Regions from separate parts of the Homo sapiens genome. Here region 1 is linked to region 2. A link is a contact called in ENCODE POLR2A ChIA-PET data. All regions are on one chromosome and are shown on one strand. The core of a region is the stretch at or near the end of the contact, and the rest is flanking DNA. Distances in the headings are between cores, read along the strand shown. Region 1 has its middle 15 kb from the start of CPD. Region 2 overlaps EFCAB5 (EF-hand calcium binding domain 5).

Evidence for each region. ChIA-PET counts read pairs that join two places held with the same protein, here RNA polymerase II (POLR2A).
Region 1: POLR2A ChIA-PET joins it to region 2 with 12 read pairs in naive thymus-derived CD4-positive, alpha-beta T cell. The contact joins two enhancer-like sites. POLR2A ChIA-PET finds 5 or more read pairs at or near these places in 3 of 52 experiments (T-cell, activated naive CD4-positive, alpha-beta T cell and naive thymus-derived CD4-positive, alpha-beta T cell).

Annotation. Positions count from the first base shown.
Region 1 is chr17:30,362,187-30,365,165 of GRCh38, reverse strand. No RefSeq gene overlaps it. Among named protein-coding and RNA genes, the nearest start is that of CPD, 15 kb to the left of the region's middle. RefSeq lists an enhancer at 1,207-1,446. Within about 2 kb of position 1,250, at least 7 of the 41 ENCODE cell types and tissues checked have a DNase peak (open chromatin) inside an H3K27ac peak, as active enhancers do.
Region 2 is chr17:29,957,616-29,960,390 of GRCh38, reverse strand. All of the region lies in intron 3 of EFCAB5 (EF-hand calcium binding domain 5), which reads right to left. Among named protein-coding and RNA genes, the nearest start is that of EFCAB5, 17 kb to the right of the region's middle. Within about 2 kb of position 1,275, at least 2 of the 41 ENCODE cell types and tissues checked have a DNase peak (open chromatin) inside an H3K27ac peak, as active enhancers do.

The DNA.
Region 1 (2,979 bases), core at 1-2,500, 400 kb before region 2:
AAGGACATAGTCTCAGGATAAAGAAGAGTTCTTGGGACGGGCACAGTGGCTCACACCTGTTATCCCAGCACTTTGGGAGGCTGAGGTGGGCGAATCACAAGGTCAGGAGTTCAAGACCAGCCTGACCAACATAGTGAAACCCCGTCTCTACTAAAAATACAAAAAATTAGCTGGGTGTGGTGGCAGGCACCTGTAATCTCAGCTACTTGGGAGGCTGAGATAGGAGAATCGCTTGAACCCGGGAGGTGGAGGTTGCAGTGAGCTGAGATCACGCCACTGCACTCCAGCCTGGGCAACAGTGCAAGACTCCATCTCAAAAAAAAAAAAAAAAAAAAAAAAAGGAAAAGAAACACTTTGCAAGGCCAAGGGAAGTGGGCAGATTGCTTGAGCCCAGGAACTTGAGACCAGCCTGGGCAACATGGCAAAACACCATCTCTACAAAAAAATACTAAATAAAATAAAATAAAATAAAATAAAATAAAATTAGCCAGGCATGGTGGCCCATGCCTACAGTCCTAGCCACCTGAGAGACTGGAGTGGGAGGATCACCTGAGCCCAGGAAGTTGAGGCTGCAGTGAGCCATGATTGTGTCACTGCACTCCAGTCTGGGCAACAGAGTGAGACCCTGTCTCAAAAAAAAAGAAAAAAGAGTTCCTTTTTTACCAAATGAAATTTAGACCTGTTCTCCCACATTATTCTTATTTCTAAAATTTCATGACAGATTAATAATAATGAAAAAATTATTTCCATATCATCACCAGTTCGGAGATCAGAATTTGGAACCACTACCAGTAGATAGTACAAAATGGGTTGATAGGACAACCGGGGACAAAAACCCTGAGCCCATTGAAACATTATTCTGACCTATATGACATTTCTTCTGTACTGAAAGCATGCTTGCATTCAGGTATAGATGAATAGCATGCAAAAATATTCTATAGACAGTTATTGGAAGACTGAAGACCAAAGAGTCCTCTCCACCAGAGGATGAGTGAGAGCTGAGGAAACATAATGTTCTCACCCTGACACATTCAGATAGTGCACTTGTGGCTCCCCTGCACCTATGTTCTTATTTGTGTGCCTGTAATGGGTCACCAGTTTTACCAGCAATAGCTCTTGCAATTGTGGCTTACCAGGAGCCAGGAAGTGAAGCAACCCAAGCGTGATGCATCCAGGAGGCTGAGTCTGTGTGGGTGGTGACAAGGTGAGAAGAAAATGTGACAAGTTTGAAACCACAAGGAAATTCAGAGTTGGTTCCAAGGCTTAACCTTTGCATGAAGTTCCAGAAAGTTTTGAGAGTCTGCACAGTGACTAAGCTTCATGTGCCTTCTTAGGCAGTGGTGAGGAAAGAGGTGAATGGGTGCTGCAAACTGAGGTGATCTAGGAGTTCTCAGGGTTTACTTGCAGTCTGCCCACTTCCTTTTTTTTTTTTTTTTTCTAAATTAAGAGAAAGAGACAAGGTATTGCTCTGTCATCCAGGCTGGAGTGTAGTGCTGTGATTATAGCTCACTGCAGCCTCAAACTCCTTGGCTCAAGTGATCCTCTTACCTTCACCTCTCAAAGTGCTGGGATTACAGGTGTGAACCACCGCACTCAGCATCACACTTTCATATTCTTTTTTTTTTTTTAGATGGAGTCTCGCTCTGTCTCCAGGCTGGAGTGCAGTGGCACGATCTCAGCTCACTGCAACCTCAACCTCCCGGGTTCAAGTGATTCTCCTGCCTCAGCCTCCCAAGTAGCTGGGCTACAGGCATGCACCACCACGCCCAGCTAATTTTTGTATTTTTAGCATAGACGGGGTTTCACCATGTTGGTCAGGATGGACTTGATCTCTTGACCTTGTGATCCACCTGCCTTGGCCTGCCAAAGTGCTGGGATTACAGGCGTGAACCACCACGCCCGGCCACACTTCATATTCTTTAAGTAGCATTAAAATGCTTTAATAAATCAGCATGAGAAAGTTTCTTAATGACACATGCAAAATTATTTATGTATTAGAAAAGCAAGATAGTTGAAAGGAATCAGTGTCATGTGATTAATGTGATACTCCTAGTATCTGTATACATATACATCAAATAATACTTTAAATATATTTTCTATGTCATTTCCCCACAGGTAATTATCTGTAATATCGGGGAAATCTATGTTAGGGCACTTTTTAAGAAAAATCACATACTTTCAGAAAAAAATGGCAAATAAGTACGAAAAACCTTTTTACCCTGCATCGGTAGTCCCTCTATGTGCTGCTCAAGGTTTTACTCTGCGCCAGCCTATGCTCCCATGTGGATGCCCTTCTTATCTTGCTTGAGCTCTGATAGCATCAACAGGTCGCCCTCATGCATGGATACCTTCCTCATTTGGCTCAGACTCTGACACTCTGCACTGAGCCACCACTACTACCCTACATGGACACCTGTCTCACCCTATGCAGGCACTCCTTGCACTCAAGCAGCCCTCCAACATAGGTACCCTGCTTAGATTCTGGCACCCTATGCTGGGCTGCACCCCTGAGTGGATGATGCCCTCTTAGGCTCTGACACCCTGTACTGGGTCACACCACCACCCAGATGTCCACCTCTTCGCTCGGCAGCTCTGCTTCCTTATTCACATATGTAGGTCCTATTTTGTAATATCTATAGTTGTTTTACCTTATTTCTAGATTTATATAGATTCAGACTTCATGATTAGCCTTATTAAATAGTTCCCATTTTCTAGTTTTTCATTCGGAAAAGTCTTTTTTTTTTTCTTTTTTTTTTTTTGAGACAGAGTCTTGCTCTGTTGCCCAGGCTGGAGTGCAGTGGTGCGATCTTGGCTCACTGCAACCTCCACCTCCTGGGCTCAAGCAATTCTCCTGCCTCAACCTCCCAAGTAGTTGGGATTACAGGCACATGCCACTGCACCCAGCTAATTTTTGTATTTTAATAGAGACAGGGTTTCACCTATGTTGGCCAGGCTGGTCACGAACTCCTGGCCTCAGGT
Region 2 (2,775 bases), core at 26-2,525:
ACCCTCCAGTGATCATCCCCCTCACAGGAACACCACATTGAACCACTATCCACACAAGAAAGCACCTTCATAAGAACCAAAAATCAGGTGACTGATCACAATACCTGGTTTTAATATCATATCAAGGAAAGAGGCACTGAGAATAGGAAAGACAGTCTTGAAATGCGTATACCACCCCTCCTCCATCCCCCAGCAGTGGCCTCACAGTACAGAGACAGAATATGATGCTTGGGGCAGGGAGAGCACAGTGACTGTGGGATTTTGCATTGTCACGCAGTGTTGCCCTGTCACAGTGGAAAGCAACATGGGGTAGAATTCAGCTGGTGCCCACAGAGGGAGCATTTAGACCAGCCCTGGCCAGAGGGGAATTTTCCATCCCAGCAGTCAGTACCTGAGTTCCAGCTAGCCCACCACTGAGGGCTAAAGTGCTCTGGGGTTCTAAATAAACTTGAAAGGAAATCTAGGCTATAAGGACTGTAGTTCCTGGGCAAGTCTTGGTGCTGTACTGGGCTCAAAGCCAGTGGACTTGGGGTGTACATGACCTAGTGAGACACCAGCTAGGGCAGCCAAGGGAGTGGTTGTGTCACCCCTCCCCCAACTCCAGACAGTGCAGCTCGTAGCTTCGGCAGAGACTCCTTCCAATTAAGGAAAGGAGAAAGGACAGTAAAGAGGGCTTTGTCTTGCAACTTGGATACCAGCTCTGCTACAGTAAAATAAAGTACCAAGCAGAGTCCTGGAGTCCCCATGCTAGGCCCTGCCTCCCAGATGACAATTTTAGACACATCCTGGGCCAGAAGGGAATCTACTCTCTTGAAGGAAAGGACCCAGTAGGATTCATCACCTGATGACTAAAGTGCCCATGGGCCTTGAATAAACATCAGTGGTAGCCAGGCAGTACTCACTGCCTTGGGTGAGACCCAGTGCCGTGCAGGCTTCAGGTATGACCCAGTACATTCCCAGCTGTGGTGGTCATGGAAAAGACTCCTTCTGCTTGAAGAAAAAAGAGGGAAGAGTAAAAAGCATATTGTCTTGCAACTTGGGTGCCTGCTAAGCTACAGTAAAATGAAACACCAAGTAGATTTCTAAATGTATCAACTCTAGGCTCTAGTTCCTGGACAGCATTTCTAGACTCACTCTGGGCCAGAAAGGAACTCGTTGCCCTGAAGGGAAAGACACAGGCTGAATTTACTAGCTGCTGACTAAAGAGCCCTTGGGCCTTGAATAAACATCAGCAGTAGCCAGACAATAGTTACCAAAGGCCTTGGGTGAGACTCAGTACTGTGCCGGCTTCAGGTTGGACCTGGCACAGTCCCAGTGATGGTGGCCACAGCGGGGCTTGTGTCACTCTTCCCATAAGTCCAGGCAGCTCAGCACAGAGAGAGAGACAGACTCCATTTTGGCAGGGGGTTGGGGAGATGTAAGGGAAGAGAACAAGAGTCTCTGCCTGGTAATCCCGGGAATTCTCCTGGATCTTACCCAAGACAACCAAGGCAGTACCTCTACAAGGCTTCAAGATTCACAGTGTTAGTGGGTTTGGGGTGCCCTCTAATGCAGATATGGCTGCAGTGACTGAAGGCTTAGATCACAACACTCAATTCCCTTTGAATACTTAGAAAGCATTCCCAAGAAGGATGGGTACAAACAAGCCCAGACTGTGAAGACCACAGTAAGTACCTAACTCTTCAATGCCCAGACATCAATGAACATCCACAAACATCATGACCTTATCAAACAAAGTAAGAGAACACAGTGACCAATCCCAGAGTCACAGAGATATCTGACCTTTCAGACAGAGAATTCAAAATAGCTGTTTTGAGGAAGCTCAATGAAATTCAAGATAGCACAGAGAAGGAATTCAGAATTGTATCAGATAAATTTAACAAACAGATTGAAATATCTTTTAAAAATCAAGCAGAAATTCTGGAGCTGAAAAATTCAATTAATGTACTGAAGAATGTATGATGTTCCCTCAGTTGCAGTATTGATCAAGCAGAAGAATTAGTGAGCTTGAAGACAGGCTATTTGAAAATACACAGTCAGAGGAGACAAAACTATAAAAAAGAACTAAGCATGACTGCAGTATCTAGAAAATAGACTCAAAAGGACCAAGTTAAGAGTTATTGACCTTAAAGAGAAGGTAGAGAGAGAGATTTGGGTAGAAAGTTTATTTAAAAGGATAAAAACAGAAGATTTTCCAGAAAAAGATAACAATATTCAGCTACAATATTTTTTTCTTAATAAAATAAAATTACAGGCCAATATTTCTGTAGTCAGATATTTCTTTAGTCTTATGAACATTGAAGCAAAATCCTCCACAAAATACTAGCAAACCAAATTCAACAACACATTAAAAAGATAATTCATTGGCAATTATTAAAAAGTAAAGCCACAACAGATGCTGGCAAGGCTGTGGAGAAATAGGAACACTTTTACACTGTTGGTGGGAATGTAAATTAGTTCAACTATTGTGGAAGACAGTGTGGTGATTCCTCAAAGATCTAGAACCAGAAATACCATTTGACCCAGCAATCCCATTGCTGGGTATATAGTATATACCCAAAGGAATATAAATCATTCTGTTATAAAGATACATTAACACATATGTTCATTACAGCTCTATTCTCAATAGCAAAGACATGGAATCAACCCAAATACTCATCAATGATAGAATGGATAAAGAAAATGTGGTACATATATACTATGGAATACTATGCAGCCATAAAAAGGAATGAGATCATGTCCTTTGCAGGGACATGGATGGAGCTGGAAGTCATT